Regions from separate parts of the Homo sapiens genome. Here all the other regions are linked to region 4. Evidence: read pairs that join two places in POLR2A ChIA-PET (ENCODE). Cell type or tissue: GM12878. All regions are shown on one strand. Each heading gives the region's core, and the rest is flanking DNA. Links, peaks and the distances in the headings are about the cores only.

Region 1 (5,842 bases), core at 330-5,329, 67 kb before region 4:
GCATCAAATAGTCAACAGGCTGATTTTATGTAGATGATAGCAAGGAAATAATCCAGCTGGTTTTCTTGCCTAGATTGACTGGCTTCTATGGTGTTGAATAGATATAATCTGTGAGTCTCTGTCCATGACAACAGAAATTCATGTGTGTACATAGTATATCATAGTAGGTGCCTGGCACTTCATCAGGCACCTATAAAATGAAGCAATTATTAGTATTAGCCTGTGAAATATTTCCTCCTTTCTTGGCCCACACCATTTCCAAGAGCCAGGATTGGGCTTCTTAGTGTCGCCTGGAAGGAGACCAAGTAATTTCTGTTGGAGTCTTGGGCAGTTTTTTGTTTGTTTGTTTGTTTGTTTGGTTTTTGTTTTGAGATGGAGTCTCACTCTGTCACGAGGCTGGAGTGCAGTGGTGCGATCTCGGCTCACTGTAACTTCCGCCTCCTAGGTTCAATCGATTCCCTTCTGAGTAGCTGGGACTACAGGCGCACGCCACCAGGCCCAGCTAATTTTTCTATTTTTAGTAGAGACGGGGTTTCACCATGTTGGCCAGCATGGTCTCGATCTCCTGACCCCGTGATCCGCCTGCCTCAGCCTCCCAAAGTGCTGGGATTACAGGCGTGAGCCACCGCGCCTGGCTTCTTGAGCAGTTTTTGAGAAGTCCTTACATCCAGCTAGTAATGAACAAGAGTGACACACTCATTAGTGCATTTATTCACATATTCATGTATTCCACCAATATTCATAGCATGCCCGCTATGTCCCAGGCATTGCATAAGCCAAGGAGCCAACCCAGGCCATCAAGTCAGACACTGACCACGTGGCTGTCTCATCTGCATTAGCCTCATGCGCATTCATCCTATTGTAAACAAAGGCAATCCTAGGGAAATAAGCAACACTGGACCTTCACCAATGTCTCCTCTAACTGCCACCATGTCACTGCCCCAGAGGGTTCTGTGGGAGCCCCTCCTGGGCTCTTCTCAGGCCCAGGCCAGATGACCAAGCTCCCACTCCAGCATCCCCCTTTTTCCTCACTTTGGCCACGGGACTTAGCCTGGTTTTCTTCTCCTAAGTTGCTGCTTCTAACCAACTGTTATGTACCGTAGGGATCCTTACATCCCAGACCAAATGCAGGGTGAGAATGGTCTCCCTGACCTCACATCTTCTTGCTGCCTGCAGATAAGCTCCCAATCCCTTACTCTTTCATGAGTTGGTTTTTTTTCCCATGAGTTGTTGTTTGTTTTTTTTCCATAAGTTTTTGGGGTACAGGTGGTATTTGGCTACATTTCATGAGGTGTTTTGTTTTGTTTTGTTTTAAATGGAGTTTCACTCTGTCGCCCAGGCTGGAGCGCAGTGGCGCAATCTCAGCTCACTGCAACCTCCCCCTTCCGGGTTCAAGAGATTCTCCTGCCTCAGCCTCCTGAGTAGCTGGGATTACAGGCGCCCACCACCACACCTGGCTAATTTTTTGTATGTTTAATAGAGACGGGGTTTCATCATGTTGGCCAGGCTGGTCTGGAACTCCTGACATCAGGTGATGCACCCGCCTCAGCCTCCCAAAGTGCTGAGATTACAGGTGTGAGCCACTGTGCCCGGCCTCATGAGTTTTTAATAATAAAAATGAAAGTAACAAACATGGCAAACTTCTCAAACAACATGGCAGTGCCCTGATTGAGAAATCATTCTCCTTCAAGATGGAAAAATTTTGCCAAGTCCTTACAGCCATTGTCCCAGGTCCATAGTTTGGGGCTGGCTTGCTTACCTACGACTCAGAAGCCTGAAGGTCCAGTTAAGGAAAGGGAGACCTTTGGCTTCTCTAGAGCCCCTACTGGGTGGCATTCATTTCAAAGATCCCACCGCATGTGAGAACAGGTCCCTTAGGCCTTTCCTCTTAGATGCTTCTCTTACTTTTACCTTTCCAAAAACTAGTTGGGGAAAATGTGTTTCTCCTCATGATTGGCCAATGCATTACGGCCAGATGATTGCAAAGTTCTTCTAGTGGGCAGATCAATCAGTACCTGCCACACCCAAAGTTTCCTCCTAAAAGAAACTGTCCTGTTTCATGGCATCGCTGATTGGTCTGTAAACCCAAGGCACCCACGCTGTAAACTGGCCAGCAGCTCATGACGTTGCCTGGCCTGGTAGGAAAAGCTCTTCCCAAACAGTGATAGAGCTGATTGGCTTGGTCATCGGATTGTCTCTTCCTGCACCAGGAAATTCTGGGAGAGAAGCAATTGGTGGGTAACAGGAAGACACTAAGGGCAGCTGAGTCACACCAATGGTGAAAATTAAGAAGCGTTTATTACTGGGTGGGGCGGGGAGCACTGAGATAATCTGATTCCTGTTCATTTCAGTCCCACAGAGGTGGTACTGACTTCTGCAGATGTTGTAAAAGGACCAGATAAAATGCCATCACTGGCACACTTTTCTCTACCTATAACCCTGAGTTAATTAAAATAAAGCACTGATTCATTTCATCATTCTAATCATGTATCGTATGAACATGATAAAAAAAACTTTTGGCTGGGCATGGTGGTTCACACCTGTAATCCCAGCACTTTGGGAGGCCAAGGCAGGTGGATCACAAGGTCAGGAGTTCAAGACCAGCCTGACCAACATGGTGAAACCCCGTCTCTACTAAAAATACAAAAATTAGCCAGGCATGGTGGTGCACACCTGTAATCCCAGCTACTCGGGAGTCTGAGGCAGGAGAATCACTTGAACCCGGGAGGCGGAGGTTGCAGTGAGCCGAGATTGCACCACTGCACTCCAGCCTGGGCAACAGAGTGAGACTCTCTAAAAAAAAAACACACACACACACACACACACACACTTTTAAACATGGTCTCTTACAATCCTAACCCGGGGGGGAAAATTTAGGAATACCTTAGGGAAATGTTCTCATAGCTCAATGTCAGCCCCATTTATCCAAGGCACAAACTATCCAAAGTAAAGTAAAAACCACACAACTGATGGGAAGACACGTCCATTCCTGGAAATATGCTGTACTTTGAAAACATCATCTCATCTAACTTCATAATAGCTTTCCCTGGAAGGTGGGGTGTTTATCAGCCTAATTTTACAAATGAAAAATCTGAATCTCAGAAAATTTAAGTAACTGGTCCACAGCCACATAGCAAATAAGTGACTGACCCAGGGTTTAAACCTAGGTCTGCTTGCCCGTGTTCTTTCTACTCTGCCACTCTGCCTTATAAGAGATCATTAGCAATAACTGGACATGTTTCACATCTAATGTGACCCCAACAATATCATGCTGCCATTGAGAAGAACAAGGTAGTTTCCACACGCAGACCTGCGGCAATGCCCAAAATAGAATGTGAAGTAAAACTAGTAAGATGCGAAACAGGATGTATAGTGTGCCTACGTTGTGTTAGAAAAAATGGAAGCCTGAGTGGGAGTGATATGCATATAGAGACTGCTATATGCATGGAATATGAAGAACAGCAGGACACTGCAAACAGGCAGTGTCACTGCTTCCCTTCCGGGGTTCTGAATTTGGAATGGGAGTATGTTTTATCCATTCAAAAGAATAAATAATTTTTTGCCGGGTGCGGTGGCTCATGCCTGTAATCCCAGCACTTTGGGAGGCCGAGGCGGGCGGATCACCTGAGGTCGGGAGTTCGAGACCAGCCTGGCCAACATGGGGAAACCCCCTCTCTACTAAAAATACAAAAAAAATTAGCCGGGCGTGGTGGCACATGCCTGTAATCCCAGCTACTCGGGAGGCTGAGGCAGGAGAATTGCTTGAACCCAGAAGGCAGAGGTTGCGGTGAACCAAGATTGTGCCATTGTACTCCAGCCTGGGCAACAAGAGTGAAACTCCATCTCAAATAAATAAATAAATAAATAATTTTTACAAACCACAAAGTTATTTCAACAACCTATAAACTTCTGTCCCTTATGATGCCGTGAAGCCTGAATATGACCCCAGTTTTCTCTGTCTGAGACTTCATAGCAAGTAACCCAGAGTCAACAGAAATCAGTGGGTTAAATAGATATTTGGAAGCCCACAGCAATCTTCTCTTATTTTCTTAAGAATTGACACTTATAAGGAAACTGAGTACAATCGCTTCAGAAAGAAACTTGCTAATTTCTGCCTAGAAAGTAAAAGATATTTAGGATTTTTTGAGGCAAGGGATTACCGGAATAGGGAAATCAACAACAAATAAAGCTCACTCTGTCTCTGCACCATGTCTGTCCTCTCCCACTGTTCTCATTAAAACTAACATCTCTATGGAAGTTCATCACTTGAGAGAAAATTAAAAATGAGGCAAGGGGTGGGGGGAATGGAGAAAAATAATTTATGCCAAGTGATTCTAAGTATATTAAAGTTGGCTGGGCACGATGGCTCATGCCTGTAATCCCAGCACTTTGGGAGGCTGAGGCAGATGGATCACTTGAGGTCAGGAGTTCAAGAACAACCTGGCCAATATGGTAAAACCCCATCTCTACTAAAAATACAAAAATCATCTGGGCTTGATGGCATGCACCTGTAGTCCCAGCTACTTGGGAGGCTAGGGCAGGAGAATCGCTTAAACCCGGGAGGCAGAGGTTGCAGGGGGCCAAGATGGTGCCATTGCATTCCAGCCTGGGCGTCACAGCGAGACTCTCTCTAAAAAAAAAAACAAAAACAAAAACAAACAAACCAAAAAAAAGGATATTAAAGTTGTAAACATAACAAGACTAAATGAAATTGAATAAGGATATGATCAAGCAAGGGAAAGGCTAAAAATGCACACCAAAGACAAAAGTCTTCCAGGAAATGATCAATAGCTATGACTAAGTACTAGTTTTAAACTTTTGTACATTAAAAAAGCTATATTTTAAAATGATGAGTCAAGTGACTAGCAGGAAAATATCTGAAACATACATTACAAAAGATTATAGTCTTTACTATTTAAAAAGTTTTTATAGCTCTTTTGAAAAGCCACCCAAAACTGAAAGGAGAACAGAAAACAGAAACATAAACACCACCCTCGATGAAACCAGGAGACATCAGTAACCCCAAACCACAGAAGAGCCACTGGCTCCAATTAAGCTTCTGCAAGTTGTACTTATTGTTCTTGGAGTCAGGACCCATGCCTAGGTTCTAGGCACAAAGCTCCCCTGGCTTCATCTTATTAAGGAGTCAATGCCCTATCTCACTCCCTCTGAGAAATTTTCCAAAAGAGCATCTTCTAACTTTCAAGTAAGCACAAGCCCAGCTAGGGGTGTGCGTGTGTGTGTGTGTGTTTGTGTGCGTGTGTGTGTGTGTGTCCATGTCCCAGGTACAGGCCTGGGAGCTAGACCAGGTCTGGCCTCTGGAGAATTACTGCATTCACCTGCTTCAGAGAAGAGCACTGAGCCAGTTTGTTCACACACCTGGAAGAGGTTAGCAGCCTCCAGGACCCGCTGGACATTCTGCTTGGTGATCAGCGCCTTGCTGGTGTACGTGTAGTCCAACAGAGTGTGCATGGTCTCAGCATCAACCCCTTTAATAATGATCCTTTTCTCATACTTTTCCTTTAAATCGTTGCAGAACATGGCCCTGGAAGAGAAATGTGTGAATGTGAATCGTGCCGAGACCCTTGGTTCCAGGCCTAAAGAGATCCCCTTTCAGACTCATCAGGCCCTCACAGAACAGGGGGTTTCCCAAGGTCAGGTCCTGGGCTGGTGGCTCTCTGTTCTCCAGCACCCCCTACGCATTAGACATTTCATCAGTACTTACCGAGCTGAACTGAACTGCCCTGCTCCTCCATGCCCGATTGTGATCTCCAAAGTCAGTCCCAGATCTATTTTATTGGCTTTTATTGGCTCAAAGTGCAGGAGATTCATCTGAGGGCAT
Region 2 (5,842 bases), core at 364-5,363, 59 kb before region 4:
TTGTAATCCCAGCACTTTGGAAGGCCAAGGCGGGTGCATCACTTGAGGTCAAGACCAGTCTGGCCAACATGGTGAAACTCCATCTCTACAACAATACAAAAACTAGCCAGTCATGTCTAATCTCTTGAACCCAGGAGGCAGAGGTTGCAGTGAGCTGAGATTGTGCCACTGCACTCCAGTTTGGGCAACAGGGCAAGACCCCATCTCAAAAAAAAAAGAAAGAAAGAAAGGAAACTCTAACCCCGCAGTGTGACTCTATTTGGAAATAGGGGTTTTAGGAGGTAATTAAGAAAAATGAGGTCATAGGGCTGAGGTCCTAATCGGATAGGATTGATGTTCTTATAAGAAGAGGAACAGAGACCAGAATTCTCTTGCACGTGCTGCCCCGTGTGAGGACTCAGCGAGAAGGTGGCCATCTGCAAGCCAGGAAGGGGACTTCACCAGAACCCACCCATGCTAGCACTCCAATCTCGGACTTTCAGGATCCAGAACTGTGAGAAAATACATGTATGTTGGTTAATCCATCCAGTCGATGGTGTTTTGTTATGGCAACCCAAGCTGAATAAGGCACATTTTGGTACTGAGAAGTGGGGCGCTGCTGTCACAAATACTGAAAAAATGTGAAAACAGCTTTGGAACTGAGTCATGAGTGGAGGTTAGAGGAGTTTTGAGGTAAAAGCTAGAAAAAGTCTAGATTGCCACAAATAGGATGTTGGCAGAAATATGGGCATTAAAGATCATTCTGGTGAAGTCTCCAATGGAAATGAGGAACACGTATTGGAAACTGGAGGGAAAGTGATCCTTGTTATAAAGTGGCAAAGAAAGGACTAAACTGTGTTCTGCTGTTTTGCAAGAGGTGGAACTTGCAAACAATGAAATTGGATATTTAGCTGCGGATACGTCTGAGCAAAGCATGGAAGAAGCAGCTTTGTTCCTCCTACTGCATGTAGTAAAATGCAAGGGGAGAGGGGTGAATTAGAAAAAGAATGTTTAGGCAAAAGGGAACCAAAAATTAAAGAGTTGGAAAATTCTCAGCCTACCCATTCTGAGAAAAATGAGGGAGCATGTTCTGAAGAGAACGCCAAAAATGTGGCTGGACTATCATTTAATAAAATGCTTATGGAATTATAGGAACAGAAAGAAACACTGCCAGTTTGAACTGAAGGGGAAGAGACAAGACAATTGAAGGAAGGCTGTCAGACTTCTTGGATTTGACGGTAAAAAACAATGAGGTACTCAGCTGTGAACATGCATTTTTTTTTTTTTTTTTTTGAGACAGAGTCTCACTCTGTCACCTAGGCTGGAGTACAGTGGTGCCATCTCGGCTCACTGCAACCTCTGCCTCCCAAGTTCAAGTGATTCTCCTGCCTTAGCCTCTGGAGTAGCTGGGATTATAGGCACTCGCCACCACGCCTGGCTAATTTTTGTATTTTTAGTAGAGATGGGGGGTTTCGCCATGTTGGCCAGGCTGGTCTCAAACTCCTGACGTCAGGTGATCCACCTACCTCGGCCTCCCAAAGTACTGGGATTACAGGCGTGAGACACTGCACCCAGCCCTCACTATTCTTCCAGAAGAGGGAAAAATTACCCTAAGGGTGATTCAGAGATAATCAGGACCACTGCCTCGGTTCAAGAAGCCAGACAGCCTCCATCAGACACCTGGGAGTCGGGGGAGGGGTTGTTGGGAGGACTCACACCTCCAGCCATGGAGGTGACACTGCCACCTCAGTGGGCCAGAAGGGAAGACAATCAAACCAAAAAGGATTATTCTGAAGCCTTGAAATCTAATGGAATTTATCTCACTAGATTTTGGACTTTCTTGGGACACATCACTTCTTCCTTCTTTCTGTTCTTTTTTTGTCTGTGTTTTTTTTTTTTTTTTTTTTTTTTGAGATGGAGTCTCACTCTGTCTCCCAGGCTGGAGTGCAGTGGCACAATCTTGGCTCACTGCAAACTCCACCTCCCGGGTTCACGCCATTCTCCTCCAGCCTCCCAAGTAGCTGGAACTACAGGCTCCTGCCACCACGCCTGGCTAATTTTTTGTATTTTTAGTAGAGACGGGGTTTCACCATGTTAGCCAGGATGGTCTCAATCTCCTGACCTTGTGATCTGCCCGCCTCTGCCTCCCAAAGTGCTGGGATTACAGGCGTGAGCCACCGTGCCCAGCCCCATCTTTCATATTTCTCCCTTTTGGAATGGGAATGTCTATCCCACACTTGTCCCATTATTGTATTTTGGAAGCATACATCTTGTCTTGTTCCACAGGTTCACAGCTGGTGAGGAATTTTGCTTTAGGATGAATTATACATAAAGTCTCACCCATATGTGATTTAGATGATATTCAGACCATAATCTGGACTTCAGAGTTGATGCCGGAATAAATTAAGACTTGGGAAGCTGTTGGGATATAATGAATGTATTTTGCATATAAGAAGGACACGAATTTGGGGGCCAAGTATGGAATGTCATGGATTGAATTGTGTCCCCCACAAAATTCATATGTTGAAACCCTAACCCCTAATGTGAATGTATTAGGAGATAAGATTTTTAGGAAGTAATTAAAGTGAAATGAGATCATAAGGGTGGATCTCAATTTGATAGGATTCGTGTCCTTATAAGAACAGAAAGAGAGATTCCACACCCACCTCACCACTCCTGCTCACGCACCGAGGAAAGGCCATGTGAGGACACAGTGAGAAGGTGGCCGTCTGCAAGCCAGGAAGGGAGCCCTCACCAGAAACCAGATCATGCTAGCAACTTGATGCTAGACTTCCAGACTCTATAGAAGTGTGAGGAAATAAACATTTCTGTTGTTTAAGCCACATAGTCCATAGTATTTTGTTATGGCAGCCCAAGCTGACTAATACTGGCAGTCTGTATCCACCCCAGACCCTTGTAGTTCACAAACTAGCAAGGGCATTGATGCCCAAATAACAGTCTACGAGGGGCCATAAGAGACCTACAAAGTGCTGTGGAGGCCAAGAATGGCTACTCATAGAGAAGGAAAATTCTGAAATGTGAAGATTATGGATAGGATTTCTAGGTAACAAGCACAGTGAGTAAAGCCATAAAGATGCAAGGGCATGAGGCATGAAGAGAAACTAGCAGACATGTGATTCAGTTGAAGCTCAGGGGACAGGAGAGGGATGAAACAATGGTCTGGAAAGATAACCTGGATCCTGCTTGTGGAGGGCACTGAAGGCAGGATAGGGAGTTAGGTTTTCACTCAGTGAGCAATGGTGAGCCGTTGAAGGTTGATGAGCAAAGGCAGGACTCAAAGAGAACATTTTAAGCACATGTGTTCTCACTTTTGTTTGCAGGTGATGGGTGCCACTAGAGTCAAGTATCAGATGAACCCATAAAGAGCTGGGAGGCTTGTGACAATGTCAAAGCCTTTTCTCAGAAAATGTACTAATTGAGGCAGTAGCCACACCGCTAGGGAACATCTCCAAACATTAGTCACTGGACTTTCTAAGCTACAGACACATGAACAGGTTAGGGAGCCGTTATCTCCCAGCCAAGTCACTGAAATGCAAAGGCCCTGGGTGGAGCTCTGGTGATGTAATTCCAAACGCTCGGACTTCCATCTCAACACGGAGGGGATTACACCTCTAAGTCCTGCCCCTCCTCTCTATCCCACACTTCCTATTTATCTCTGGAAATCAATCATCAGTTCTTTCCTTCCTTCCTTCTTTCCTTCCTTCCTTCCTTCCCTCTTTCTTTCTTCTTTCTTTCTCTCTTTTTCTTTGTTTCTTCCTTTCTTCCTTTCTTTCTCTTCCTTCTTTTCCTGGCCTCAAGTGACCCTCTTCCCTCAGGCTCCCCAGTAGCTAGGACTATAGGCACCCACACCCAACTTTTTTTTTTTTTAATTTTTGTAGAGACAAGGTCCCACTCTGTTGCCCAGGCTGGTGGTGAACTCTGGGGCTCAAGAGATCCTCCTTCCTCAGCTTCCCAAAGTGCCAAGATTACAGGCATGAGCCTCCGTGCCTGGCCACTCATCCATTTCTTTACCCCTTTTCCTAATCTGCAAAACAAAGGTAACTGTTTATGGCTTCCCAGAAACATTCAAAAGTCAAAAGACTTCCAGAGAGAGAACGAGAGAGAGACAGAGATACAGAAAATCACTAGACACTTGACTTGCTGACTTTTTGGACCTTTTGTTTTAGTCAAGGTGATCGTCCCCCCTCTGTCCTTCCGCCTCCGTCCTTCCCCCTCTGTCCTTGTTGTTTTAATCAATGGTAACCCTCCTAACCTTTCCTTCCCTCCCCTCTTCTCTTTTCCCTCAGCTGGCCTCTTTCTCCTCACAAGAATATGGTAATAAGAAAGAAAGAACGAAGGTGAATTCCGGGGCCTCTGTAAAGTGAAGAAATCCCCGCCCAGAGCTGGGGGAGCCGTGATGATATCAGAGCAGGTGACCAATTTACAGACCAGTTTCCTCAGCCACAAACCCTCTTGACCAGCAGCACAGAGCTGTCTGCAGAACCGTAATCACCAGCCTTTAAAAGTACTTTACTTTTAAAGTACTTTAAAAGTACTTTACTTTTAAAGTACTTTGTACTTTTAAAGTACTTTAAAAGTACTTTAAAAGACATTACTTTAAAAGTAATGTCATATAGGGCTTGCCTCGCTGCCTCCTGATTTTATAAAGAATCTGCTCTCAGAGACAGCCTATGATTTCTTCTCAGCTCAGCATATCTTCCCTGGAGGAGTTGGAAGATCACTCTCTAAGCCTCCCTTTGTTGGAGTGTCCAGAGCAAGGCTGCCCAATAGAAATGTAATGTGAGTCATCTATAGCATTTTACAGTTTCTAGTCACCACATTTTTTGTTTGTTTGTTTGTTTTTTGAGACAGAGTCTCACTCTGTTGCCCAGGCTGGAGTGCAGCGGCACGACCACAGCTCATTTCAGTCTCCATCTCCAGGGCTCAAGTGATCCTCCTGTCTCAGCCTCCCAAGTGGCTCGGACTAGAGGCATGAACCACCATGTCTGGCTAATTTTGCAATGTTTGTAGAAATGGGGTTTCACCATGTTGCCCAGGCTGGTCTCAAACTCCTGGGCTCAGGCGATCCACCCACCTCGGTCTCCCAAAGTGAGGGATTACAGGCATGAGCCCCACCATGCCCGGCCCCATTTTTAAAAAGTAAAAAGAAAAAAATAAAAGTCAACTTTAATAACATATCTTATTTAACCCAAAATATACCTGAAATATCATTTCAACACGTAAGAAATATTTTAAAATGACTAATGCGATAACTTACATTCTTTTTCTCATACTGTGTCTTCAAAGACCATCATATATATGTATGTATATATGTATATATGTATGTATGTATGTATATATGTATGCATATATATACATATATATATATATATATTTTTTTTTTTTGAGACAGAGTCTCTCTCTGTTGCCCAGGCTGGAGTGCAGTGGCACAATATCGGCTCACTGCAGCCTCAGCCTCCCGGATTCAAGCGATTCTCCTGCCTCAGCCTCTTGAGTAGCTGGGACTACAGGCTCATGCCACCACGCCTGGCTAATTTTTGTATTTTTAGTAGAGACGGGGTTTTACTATGTTGGTCAGGCTGGTCTCAAACTCCTGACCTTGTGATCTGCCCGCCTCAGCCTCCCAAAGTGCTGGGATTACAGGCGTGAGCCAACGTGCCCAGCCTTATGCGTATTTTATACTTAAAGCATCTCAGTGCAGAGTAGGCACAATTCAAATGCCCAACAGCCACATGTGGCTAGTAGCTACCATATTAGACAGTGCAGCTCTTGCCATCAGTCCTGAACTCAGGTGTTGGGGTCACCCAGACCTACAGTCATCTCAGGAGGCAAAGCAAATTTC
Region 3 (5,842 bases), core at 629-5,628, 51 kb before region 4:
GCGGTGAGTCAGTGCCCACCCCAAAATAGAGCCTGACCCAGCAAGCTTGTCTCCCACAACAGTCATGAAAATATCCACAGGCCCAAGAATCTCCCAGCATGAAGTCAGGCCATGCCACAAACACTGCCTGGCCACACGCCTCTCCATTCTCCACCAGGCTTCCTCACCTCAGGTCTCTGCCAAACATCGCCTTCTCAGAGAGGCTCTCCCCGACACTCCCCCTAATCTAAAATCGCCACTCCCTCACCTCTTCGCTTCCTTTATTTTTCTTCATAGCTCTGCACATCCTGAAATTAGATTACCTATCTATTTGTTAATTATTGTCACCCCACTAGAATGCCAGCTGAGTGAGGGTGTGCCATGCTCAGCACTGTATCTAGGGGCCAGAGCAGTGCCACCACCAAGTAGGGACGGTCCCTAGGGAAAGTGAGTGAATGAATGAATCAACCAACTTGTCCTTCCTAGTCCCTTTGCACTTGCTTTTGACAGGAATCTGTACCTCCAAGAATTATCAAATATATCTGGAGGATGAGGCCCTCCACCGCCACTAGGGAACTCCTATCACACTCCCGAGTCCAGGGCCTAGAGCTTGAAGAGGACACTCGAACATTCAACGTACCTGCACTACTTCAATGAGCTCTACAAGCTCCTGTAGTTCCTAAACTTCACCAACTCAGAATATTTCACCCAGCCCGACTCCATTATAGCTGACCCCTTCCCTAGAACTCCACACCTCTGAACTCCCTGCCTCCTGTAACCCTAATTCTAACCCTATAAACAAATACCCACACCTATCACTCCCACTATCTCACTCCTACACCGGCTCCACCTGTCTGCCCCCTGTTCTGTCCTTCCTCTTATTTCTTCACCATTCCCCGTTTATACCAGGAACGAACTCCCCTGTTTCACTGAGATATTCTGTGTGGCGGTGGCTTTAACATCAGTTGCAAAATGAGTTAAATTCTACTTAAGAATACAATGTCCATATGTATACAATCAGTTTAAAAGTTTTTTAAACTAGTCAGCATGTACTACACAATGAACACTATTGTTAAGAAAGGATTATTGGATATAAACACAATGAAGTCAATCAAAGGGGGTTCCATTGCAAAGAAAGCAGGGAGTCAGCAGATGCAAGTGTGACCTAGCATGACATGGCATCTCTCTCTATGGTCCCCAGCACTTCTTAGTTCAAGGCACCAAAACCTGAGCCAATACTAACCAAGGGAAGCACTTAAACATTCAGCTCTGCCCTGTTTCTGAGCTCAAGCTGTCCCCTAAGTTTTATCATATGGATCCTGTCTCAATACTGGAGTCCTGCTTACATCCTTGGCCTCAGATACTCCAGCCTCAAGAGGTGGATCTCAAAATGTGTTCCCTGAACCAGCTGCATCAGAACCTTGGGTTGCTTATTCAGAATACAGAATCCTGTACCCCACCTACCTTAGACTTACTAAAGCCAAATCTCTAGCAGTAGGGCTGGAGGTATGTATTTAATTAGGTGTCCCTGGCTCCGACTCATAATTCCTTTGCAAAGCAAACTTTGAGAACCTCTGCCCTAGAAAGAGGTCACCCCTACTTCCTCCTGAGAAGGAGACTGAATGAAGATCAAGGTCATGGAAACAATTGGCCATAGTGCTAGGGAAGATATGTTTCGGAAAGTCCTCCCTCACTATGGATCCTTCCTTTCATCTTCTAAGACACAGCCTTCCTAGAATTCCATGAGGCCTATGGCTGCCTCCCGAATCAGGTGGCAATCCCATTCCGTTTGCCAGCTTTGCTCCAAACTGACAGAGGAGCTGGAAGCCTACAGCTGCCCCGATCTGACTCTAAGCATCAGCAGGCCTCAGAATAACTCCCTTCTGTGGGCCAGGCACGGTGGCCCATGCCTATAATCCCAGCACTTTGGGATGCCGAGGCTGGCAGATCTCGAGGTCAGGAGTTCAAGACCAGCCTGGCCAACACAGTGAAACCCCATTTCTACTAAAAATACAAAAAATTAGCTCGGTGTGGTGGCGGGTGCCTGTAATCTCAGCTTCTCGGGAGGCTGAGGCAGGAGAATTGCTTGAACCCGGGAGGCAGAGGTTGCAGTGAGACAAGGTCGCACTACTGCACTCCAGCCTGGGTGACAGTGTGAGACTCCATCTCAAAAAAAAAAAACAAAAAAACAACTCCCTTCTGCCAAGCTTCTTGCCCTAGTTCACCACTCCTCAAGGACACTGCCCACGGCCCCTGTGGAGAAGAAAACTCTGGCCATGTTCCTAGGGAAGCAGAATCCCTCCAAGTCCCACCAGACCATTGCTGATGCCTCAGCTTGCCATGAAATTCTGCCATCCAAGTTTATGACAGAAAGAAGGACTTGTTCTGTCTGCAAGATCAGACAAGAAAGAACATCAATTACAACATATACTTGTGGTCAGGCTTTAGTGACGATACAGTCACAAAGATACAATGGACAGTTTTTGTTTTGTCTGCCCAACTTACTCCTGTCTCTTTTAGCAGGAGTACTCAGATCTTCCGTTGGGAAACACCCCACCGTCCAAGCCCAAGCCACAATGATTGGTTCAGGGATGGGAATAGGAAGAAGCCAATTCAATTGGAGCCAATTCCAGAACTTTCTTTGGAATTACTGAGAAAGAGAAGCTGTCTCTTCCCACTAGAATTGCTGAGCTGGTGGACATGAAAGTTTGGAGATGCTGGCTACCTGCTTGTCCTCATGTGTGAATACATTCCCTGAGAGAGAAACCCACACAGAGGAAAGCGGGACTAAGAAGGAGAGAGAAACTGAGTCATGGTAACATTACTTTGGGCACAAGGACCCAACTATACCTGAAACCATTACCCCAGACTTTTTTTAATTCCATGAGCAAATAAATTATTTTTTCCCCTTTATGCTTGGACCAGTTTGAGCTGAATGTCTGTCACTCGCAGGGCGGAGTGATACAATTGGACAAAAGAAATCCCAGCGATTCTCTGAATTGGAACTCCAGGCCCGTTTTTGTTTGTTTGTTTGCTTGTTGGTTTGTTTTGAGACAAGATCTCTCTGTTGCCCAGGCTGGCCTCAATCTCCTGGCCTCAAGCAATCCTCCCACCTCAGCCTCCGAAGTAGCTGAGACTGCAGGCACACGCCACCACACCCGGCCCCATTGATGATTACCCTAAGCTCTCCTACCTGAGAGTTTAACTTACAAAACATGGTGATTATTCTTTACCTTTGTCTGCTTTTGTTTTTACACATCTTCCACCTCCTTCCTGAAGATGAAACCTGGCTTCCCCTAACAAAACCCCACTTCCCTCACAAACCAACGAGGTCGGCTCAGATTCTCACTTCCCCTCTGGGCCTGGAGCAGGGTCCGCATTTGCGCTCGCCGTCCACCACCACATCCCGACCAGGCTATTGCCCGGAGGCTCCACATGACCCTCTTTTTCCACTTTCCACTCCCACCTCCAGGACTCTGTGGCTTCCCTGTGACCATGTCATTGTCCAGAAGTTAGGGATCAGCCTCTGCTTAAAGATTTTTTCTGAGCCTTCCCTGGTTCTAACCACTTAGAAACTTGCAAGCTGGCACTGGCCCCAGTCTTTACCCCAAGGTATTCAAATGCTAAGGCTCCTCCAGTCATAAAAGGTATCCCTTGTGACAGGCAAAGATGATCCTATGTGCGTTCTAGGCTGCTCCCTCCGCCAGCTGCCACAGAGGAATCTGGACTGCCAGGCCTGTCCCTTGGGCTTTCATGATACAGAATCCAGAGGGAAAGGGACAGAAGACAGGAGCTCCTCCAGCTGGGGATGGGGAGCAGTTATGAATCTAGACGTGAAGGAGGAGCTGCCACAGTTGGGCTACACGCAGGAGTGCACAGGCCAGGCTTGACTTGAGCTAAAATCCAGCGCCCCCTACACCTGCCAAGCCTTGTGCACTAACGTGGATTGCAACCCCCAGAAAGGGGCCCCCATTTCTAACTGGTCCTCCCAGGTAACTTATTTACATTCAGAGGAAGGGGCTGAGTGTGGTGGCACATGCTTGTAGTCCCAGCTACTTGGGAGGCCAAGGCAGGAGGCTCACTTGGGGCCACGAGTTCAAGTCCAGCCTGGGCAACATAGCAAGCCTCTAAAAAACACAAAACAACAAAAACAAACAAACAAAAAAACCAAAGGAAGGCACCCTAAAAGCCAGCAGTGGTCTCTATCAGAGATGTGGATAAGAGAGGGGAACATATTTTAATAATAGCTGTGGCTCTATCTCCAAGGTGTTCAAGAATTGCAAGTCCAGAACTTGAGATGTTTTGTTTATGAGCTTTGCTCTAAAACGGGATAGCCTGGGCAGGAGAAGGGTTGATAAGGTCAGACCACTTTCTCTTTCTCTTTCCAATCTTGAGGCTCAGAGCTGGTCCTCAGCAAAGAGTGGAGTCAGTTTGCTTTGTGTTCCAGCCCTCCTAACCTCACTTCCCCCTACCCTTCCCTGCTGGGCAGCGCTGCCTCTCCCTCATGCTCTCTGTGGTCCGGCTGCCCTGCAGGCCCTCAGAGAGGATGTGAATGTTGCTGGAGGCCTTCTCCCCAACCACACTGCCTATACCTTAATTCCAACCCTCATCTCCTCTCACTGAAATTTCTTGCAACTTACCTAAGGGTCTGCCTAGATTGATGGGACCCTCCATACCCACAGTGCAAAGGATTATTTTAAGGGAGATCTTGGATCACATCTCTTTCCTACTTAAAGACTCTTCCACGGCTTCCCACTATCTGTAAGTCATGTTTCAAACTCCACAGCTTCACCCAACAAAACCTTTCCCGGTCTGACCATGCCTGTCTCTCAGCCTTATTGGCCTGTGCATGTCCTTTATTTCAACCTACTCTTCTACCTGTGGTTACACTGCGTGGCACCTTCCCGGATGTGCTTCTCTTTGCCTGGAATGCTCCTCTCTTCTCCTTTCTCCCCTCTGGCCCCTTCTGGCCAATGCCTACTCATCCTTCAAAACTCCGTTCAGATATCACCTCTGCCAGGAAGCCTTCTCAGACTGCTCTTTCTTCCGTCTGATTTAATGCCCTTCTGTAAGCTCCTATAGCTCCCATGTAGCAAACCTCTCACAGCCCCTGTCCCCAGCTCCACCATAACCCCTGTGCAGAGCTGCATCATAGCACTTATCACCCTGTACAGTAAACATCAATTTACTTATCTCTCTGTCCTAACTAGATGATGATTTCCAGGTCAAGCAGGAACCATAATTTATTCATCTTTGTAAACTCTGTGCCTGCCACAGAGTAGGCACTTAATAAATTTGTGTCAAATGGATGGATACATGGATGGATGGATGGATGGATGGATGGATGGATGGATGGATGGATGGACAGATGGATGGAAATTCACTAAGTCCACTCAGCACTGTAGTTCTGAAAGTTTAACATTTTGCATTCCTTCCCCTCCAGGTATTTGCACATTAAGAGAGATAATACTGGCTGGGTGAGGTGGCTCAAGCCTGTAATCCCAGCACTTTGGGAGGCTGAGGCGGGCAGATCACCTGAGGTCAGGAGTTCAAGACCAGCCTGGCCAACATGGCGAAACCCCATCTCTACTAATAATACAAAAACTATCTTGTTGTGTTGACCTGTAATCCCAGCTACTCTGGAGGCTGAGGCAGGAGAATAGCTTGAACCTAGAAGATGGAGGTTGCAGTGAGCTGAGATCGCACCACTGCACTCCAGCCTGGGCGACAGAGCGAAACTCCATTTCAAAAAAAAAAAAAAGAGAGAGAGAGAGATAATACTATGCAGTGCTCCTTAACTGAAGGCCTGCTAATCATCGGTGGTACACTGGAGGAGCATGGGAGGAGTGAGGATTTTCATAGC
Region 4 (5,842 bases), core at 601-5,600:
TATAAAGCCATCTGGTCACTGCTGGTCACACACACATAGAGAGAGAAAGAGAGAGTCTCATTTCAATAAGCGTTATGAATGGTAATAAGAAAGTATTCCAAATTCATGAAGAGTTGAGGCTCTCTGCTCCAGCCTGGCTGCCTCCAGTGGGAGTCAGCTGTCCTCTATTTCACCTGAAATGTGACGTCCTCTTTCCCAGCTCATTTGGCTGCCTCTGGTTCCTCTAGAATGGAAGCAGAGTGGGGAGGTAGAAAGGGACAGGGCAGGAAAGATCCTACGTGGCTAGTCTTGTCGTAAACTAATAAGAGCTGTCTGGGCTTTCCAGGCATCTAGAGCTTATTCTTTCTCTTTTGGGACAATATTATGGTTTCTTCAGACTCATCTTTGGAAATCTTACAATGGCAGTTCCCATGCTGTAAGTAAATGCATCTCCTAGGGCTGGTCACTTACAATTCCTCTTTCACTGCCTTGGAATCTAATAGTACATCTCCAACACTTGTTTGTGGTTGGGTTTTTTTCTCCAAGCAGCCCTCCTGGGCAGGATCTAAGAAAACCTCAAGCTTGCTTGCTTTCTCTGTGAGTGCTACCTCAGGCCCGTGGGAAGCACTCATAAGCATCATTTGCCCCAACATAGCACCATCTCTTCTCCCTGCCATTAGAACAGCTAGCCGGCCAAGGGCAGACTCTAGTCCACTGTGATCCACCTTCTAAGTGCTCCCCAGTAAAGCCCCTTTCCCTACACTGGTCAGGAGGGGCAAGCATCCCCCACTGCTTCTGTACGATGGGGAAAAACTCATAGGGCACATCTCTCTAAACAAATTTTCTCTCCAATTTCTTACGCACCTTGGTCTCATTAATCTCTTTTATAAGCTGGAGGTGTTTAATCAACCAAGGGACATAAAATTCATTCTTGGCCATGCTATAAGTCCTGGCCAATCGTCTCACTCCTCACTTGGTGAGAATCATTTGCTCTAATTGCATTGGGAAGACAAAAATTTAGGACAAAATAGGATGTTTTAAAATCCTGTGTACCCAATGCAGTAAACTGACAAACAAGCAGAAGAGAAAGTCAAGCCAGGAGATGTAGTAGAAGCTAATGGGTGCTCAATTATGTCAAATGTTTCTAAAAGGAGGAACACATTGAAGACAAAGAAATGCTCACTGGATTTGAAGCCTTGTGCAATTCCATTTCAATGTAGTGTTGGGAATAAAAGGTAGATGTAAATGTTAGTTACTTCCCAGACTCTATTCACCCCTTTTTCCTTGCAAAAAGAACCCCTACTGCCAGCTCCAGTGTAAATCCTGACTGGTTTAAACCAAGACACCATGATCTACTTTTCTTTGCCAATGGCTATGTGATACCATTATTCTGGCCAACAAGATGTGAGGGGATGTCTGTTGAAGGATTTCTGTGGAGGCCTCTTTTTTTTTTTTTTTTTTTTTGAGACAGTCTCACTCCGTTGCCCAGGCTAAAGTGCAATGGCGTGATCTTGGCTTACCATAGCCTCCGCCTCCTGGGTTCAAGCGATTCTCCTGCCTCAGCCTCCTGAGTAGCTGGGATTATAGGCATGCACCACGATGCCCAGCTAATTTTTGTATTTTTAGTGGAGACAGGGTTTCTCTGTGTTGGCCAGGCTGGTCTTGAACTCCTGACCTCAGGTGATCCACCCACCTCAGCCTCCCAAAGTGCTGCGATTACAGGAGTGAGCCACCGCGCCTGGCCGGAGGTATCATTTTGTCTTAAAAAGAGACACAAGAAGATCTCTGCCCTTCTCCCATTAGCTATTGTCATTTCTGCCTGTGACCCCTAGTTCTGTGGAAACCACCTTGGCACAAGCCTGAGGATAAAGCCAACCCCCTAGAGGAGGGCGGAGTCAAGGGAATTGCCAGAGCCCCTGTCTGGAGCCTGCTCCACCTGTGGAGTTCTTGTCACTTGAGCCAATGAATTCCCCATCTTACTCTACACAGTTGATTCAGAGTTCTCTATTATTTAATACCAAAAGCATCCCACAGAAAAAGAGTAGGCCGAAGGGAGGTAAAGAATTGCAGGCAGAGTAACTCTTCTGAGTTGGTTTTCTGGAAAGAGGGACAGAGACATGGTCTGTCAGCTGGAGGGATACGAGGGATCTAGTGAAGGCTTTTCTAAACATGAGAGATATAGTAGCCAGTTTTTAAGGAGGTGGGAAGGATTCCATAGAAATAGGAGATGGCACAGCCACAGGAACAAGCATCCTCTTGCCACTCACTGAAAGTGCAAAGCCTTTCCTGGAGTCTTCTTTTTTGTGTTTTTTTAATTTTTGTTTTTGTGTGGTTTTGTTTGTTTGTTTGTTTGTTTGTTTGAGATGGAGTCTCACTCATCACCCAGGCTGGAGTGCAATAGCAAGATCTTGGCTTACTACAACTTCCGCCTTCCAGGTTCAAGCAATTCTGCCTCAGCCTCCCGAGTAGCTGGGATTACAGGGGCCAACCAGCATGCCTGACTAATTTTTGTATTTTTAGCAGAGACAGGTTTCACGATGTTGGCCAGTTGAACTCCTGGCCTCAAGTGATCCACCCACCTCAGCCTCTCAAAGTGCTGGGATTATAGGCATGAACCACCGCACCCCCGGCCATCCTTTCCTGGAGTGTTCTGCACTGATCTTGCTGATGCCCCTACATGGAAGAGCTGCCAGTTTTCACACTATTGTGACTATAACTGGTTGCATGGCTCCCTCCCCAGTGAACTGTTGATGGAATCCCTCCAGCCATCTTTGAGCTCTTTCTTTGTCCGGAGAAGAGGCTGATCCCTCCAGGGCTGATCTACATCTCCAGGATAACCTCTGCTCCAGAGGGGCTGACGGGAGCCCAGCTTTTTATTCTCTCGAGGTTCTTCCCAAGAAAAGCCCAATCTTATAAACTGTTACTTCCCCTAACAAAGAAATACAGATTATCCAAGAATCTAGCTTGCAGTTACTTGGTTTGTCTTCCAAGCTGGACCTACCCCTAAGCCCCACCTCATCAGGGGGTGTAGACCAGCTCAACCTAATGAAGTTTGTTGTTACTTAACCCTCCCCTTAACATTCGACTTCCCAATTATAATTGCACAAAAAAATATATACACCTATGCCTGTTGCAGTATTAACCCCTCTCCCCCAAAGGTGGGGAGCTTGGCTTCCCAGTCAGCTGCTCTCTCACTTTCCTAGTCACTTGAATTCATATGCAAATTAACTCAAGGTACAAGGTCTCTCCCCAGGGGAACAGAAACATTCAGTCTCAGCTGGGGTATGAGCTATATCAGGCCACATATTTACTGAACATCTAAATAATGATCTAAAAGGGCATTGCTGTGAAGCATTTCCAGTAGAAATATGACAACAATGCAAAGGACCAAATCGAGAACAACGTTGATTTGCCTTTCTATTGCTTCCTGTCCAGAGTAACGATTTGTTCCATATTTCACTTCCCCTCCTCATTTACCAGTACAAGAAGATATTTAACCTAAAATGTTTAGCACCCATGCCATGAGGTACAATTATCTACACTCAAATAGAAACACCCGGTAAAAGCCAGTCAACTGAGTTTCATTTCCTTACAAAATTTCAACAATTCGTTAACTAAAACATTACATTGACCAAAATATTTTAAACATCTAAAACTGGCTCCCCCTGTTGGTTAAATTCAAATGGATGTACCAAGTCTTGTTTCATGACATTGAAATGGAGCGGGACCCCTTGCAGAGGACTGTGGGCCCCTCAAGCATGGACATGAAGAAAAACCTTGAGTTTCTTCAAGGGAAATTCCAGGCACCTAGCTAACCCTGAAAAGTAAATGAGCAAATTGATAAGCAAGAAGGTAACGGTAGCTTAAAACAATAACCAAGGAAGTTAGAGTCGCAAGAATGTTTGGCTTCCGACAGAAACATCTTAACATATGTCCCTGAATTTTTCCAGAAACCTGGACCCCCACCAAAGGGATCCACTGGCATGTGAACCTCAGACAAGGGGGAAACGAGGACTGAACTCCAACACCCCTTCTTTGTTCTAAATTTCTTCCTCAGGGTCCTGGCAGAGGTCACACCCACAAGCCAGTGCTAATGGTCTTTTCTGCTGATGCCAAGTTTTTAGCACCTCCTTAATGTATATGGTTTGGATCTGCATCTCCACCAAATCGCATGTGGAATTGTAATCCCTGGTGTTGGAGGTGGGGCCTGGTAGGAGATGATTAGATCATGGGGTGGAGTTCTCATGAATGGGTTAGCAACATCCCCTTGGTGCTGTTCTTGTCACAGTGAGTGAGTGGGTTGTCATGAGATCTCATTTAGAAGTGTGTAGCTCCTCCCCGCCCCCTCTCTGGCTCCTGCTCTGGCCATGTAAGATGTGCCTGCTTGATGCTGGGCGCAGTGGCTCATGTTTGTAATCCCAGCACTTTGGGAGGCCGAGGCGGTCAGATCACCCGAGGTCGGGAGTTCGAGACCAGCCTGACCAACATGGAGAAACCCCATTTCTACTGAAAATACACAAATTAGCTGGGCATGGTGGCGTATGCCTGTAATCCCAGCTACTTGGGAGGCTGAGGCAGGAGAATCACTTGAACCTGGGAGGCGGAGGTTGTGATGAGCTGAGATCACACCATTGCACTCCAGCCTGGGTGACAAGAGTGAAATTCCGTCTAAAAAAAAAAAAAAAAAAAAAAAAAAATGTACCTGTTTCCCTTTGAACTTCCACCATGATTGTAAGTTTCCTGAGGCCTTCCTAACCATGCCTCCTGTACAGCCCATGGAACCATGAGCCAATGAAACCTCTTTTCTTATAAATTACCCAATATCAGGTATTTCTTTATAGCAGTGCAAGAACAGACTATTACATTAACCAATCACAAATCAGGAAATCTTTGAATTGACCTGTGACCTGTAAGATATCCTTCTCTTTCAGGCCTAGACAATGTATAGCCTCCATGTATTGATATATGAATGTGCCTGTAACCTCTGTCTCCCTGCCTTTAACCTTTACCTATAAGCCATCTGGGGGGTTGGGTCTGGAGCATGAGCTACTCACTTCTCCTTGCCCGGCACCCTGCAAATAAACTCCTTTTCTCCCACTGCATACCTCAGTGTGGATGTTTTGGCCTTACTATGTCAAGCAAGCAGACCCCAGTTTGGTTCGATAACAACATTTTCTACTAATGTAGTTTTGGCTAAAATTCAGACTGCGTAAGTAAAAAGAAATGAACAACATGGTCACTTAAAAAAACCTCTGCACTGGCTCACGCCTGTAACCCCAGCACTTTGGGAGGCCGAGGCGGGTGAATCACGAAGTCAGGAAATTGAGACCATCCTGGCAAACACAGTGAAACCCTGTCTCTGCTAAAAATACAAAAAATTAGCCGGGCATGGTGGCGGGCGCCTGTAGTCCCAGCTACTCGGGAGGCTGAGGCGGGAGAATGGCGTGAACCCAGGAGGCGGAGCTCACAGTGAGCCAAGATTGCACTACGGCACTCCAGCCTGGGCGACAGAGCAAGACTCCATTTAAAAAAAAAAAAAAATCTCTGCACTTACCTGGAAACATTAGAAATGAGATTTTTTTTTTCACTTCACTTAAGGCAGTAATTCAAACTACTGAATCATGTGTGAAAATGTTAATAATTTTATGTTAAAACGTATTTTTATTTTCATTTATTTATTTATTTTTAGAGACAAGATTTCACTGTTACCCAGGCTGTGCCACTCATAGCTCACTACAGCCTTGAAATCCTGTGCTCAAGTGATCCTCCCACCTCAGCCTCCTGAGTAGCTAGGACAGGGTCTCCCTGTGTTGCCCAGGCTGGTCTTGAATTCCTGGCCTCAAGCAATTCTCCAGCCTCAGGC

Evidence for each region. ChIA-PET counts read pairs that join two places held together with the same protein. Peaks named below come from ENCODE experiments on the same cell type or tissue, not always from the same donor. Only the 100,000 strongest peaks of a DNase experiment are listed, where the experiment ranks them.
Region 1: POLR2A ChIA-PET joins it to region 4 with 12 read pairs; 8 of 35 experiments call an interaction of 5 or more read pairs at or near these places.
Region 2: POLR2A ChIA-PET joins it to region 4 with 15 read pairs; 5 of 35 experiments call an interaction of 5 or more read pairs at or near these places.
Region 3: POLR2A ChIA-PET joins it to region 4 with 16 read pairs; 7 of 35 experiments call an interaction of 5 or more read pairs at or near these places.

The regions. Positions count from the first base shown.
Region 1 is chr3:183,522,466-183,528,307 of GRCh38, forward strand. KLHL6 (kelch like family member 6) reads right to left here. Exons shown (of 7, transcript NM_130446.4): 2 at 5,380-5,545. Among named protein-coding and RNA genes, the nearest start is that of KLHL6-AS1, 23 kb to the right of the region's middle. In GM12878, for the core only: no CTCF peak of the experiment used is centred there; DNase peaks (open chromatin) are centred at 3,296 and 5,026; H3K4me3 peaks cover 627 bases; H3K27ac peaks cover 2,261 bases.
Region 2 is chr3:183,529,578-183,535,419 of GRCh38, forward strand. All of the region lies in intron 1 of KLHL6 (kelch like family member 6), which reads right to left. Among named protein-coding and RNA genes, the nearest start is that of KLHL6-AS1, 16 kb to the right of the region's middle. RefSeq lists enhancers at 3,320-3,579, 4,279-4,358. In GM12878, for the core only: no CTCF peak of the experiment used is centred there; no DNase peak of the experiment used is centred there; H3K27ac peaks cover 778 bases.
Region 3 is chr3:183,537,561-183,543,402 of GRCh38, forward strand. The region is part of intron 1 of KLHL6 (kelch like family member 6); the gene reads right to left. Among named protein-coding and RNA genes, the nearest start is that of KLHL6-AS1, 8.3 kb to the right of the region's middle. RefSeq lists an enhancer at 3,419-3,528. In GM12878, for the core only: no CTCF peak of the experiment used is centred there; a DNase peak (open chromatin) is centred at 3,300; H3K4me3 peaks cover 1,012 bases; H3K27ac peaks cover 758 bases.
Region 4 is chr3:183,588,778-183,594,619 of GRCh38, forward strand. No RefSeq gene overlaps it. Among named protein-coding and RNA genes, the nearest start is that of KLHL6, 36 kb to the left of the region's middle. In GM12878, for the core only: a CTCF peak has its summit at 3,647 (motif pointing left); a DNase peak (open chromatin) is centred at 3,394.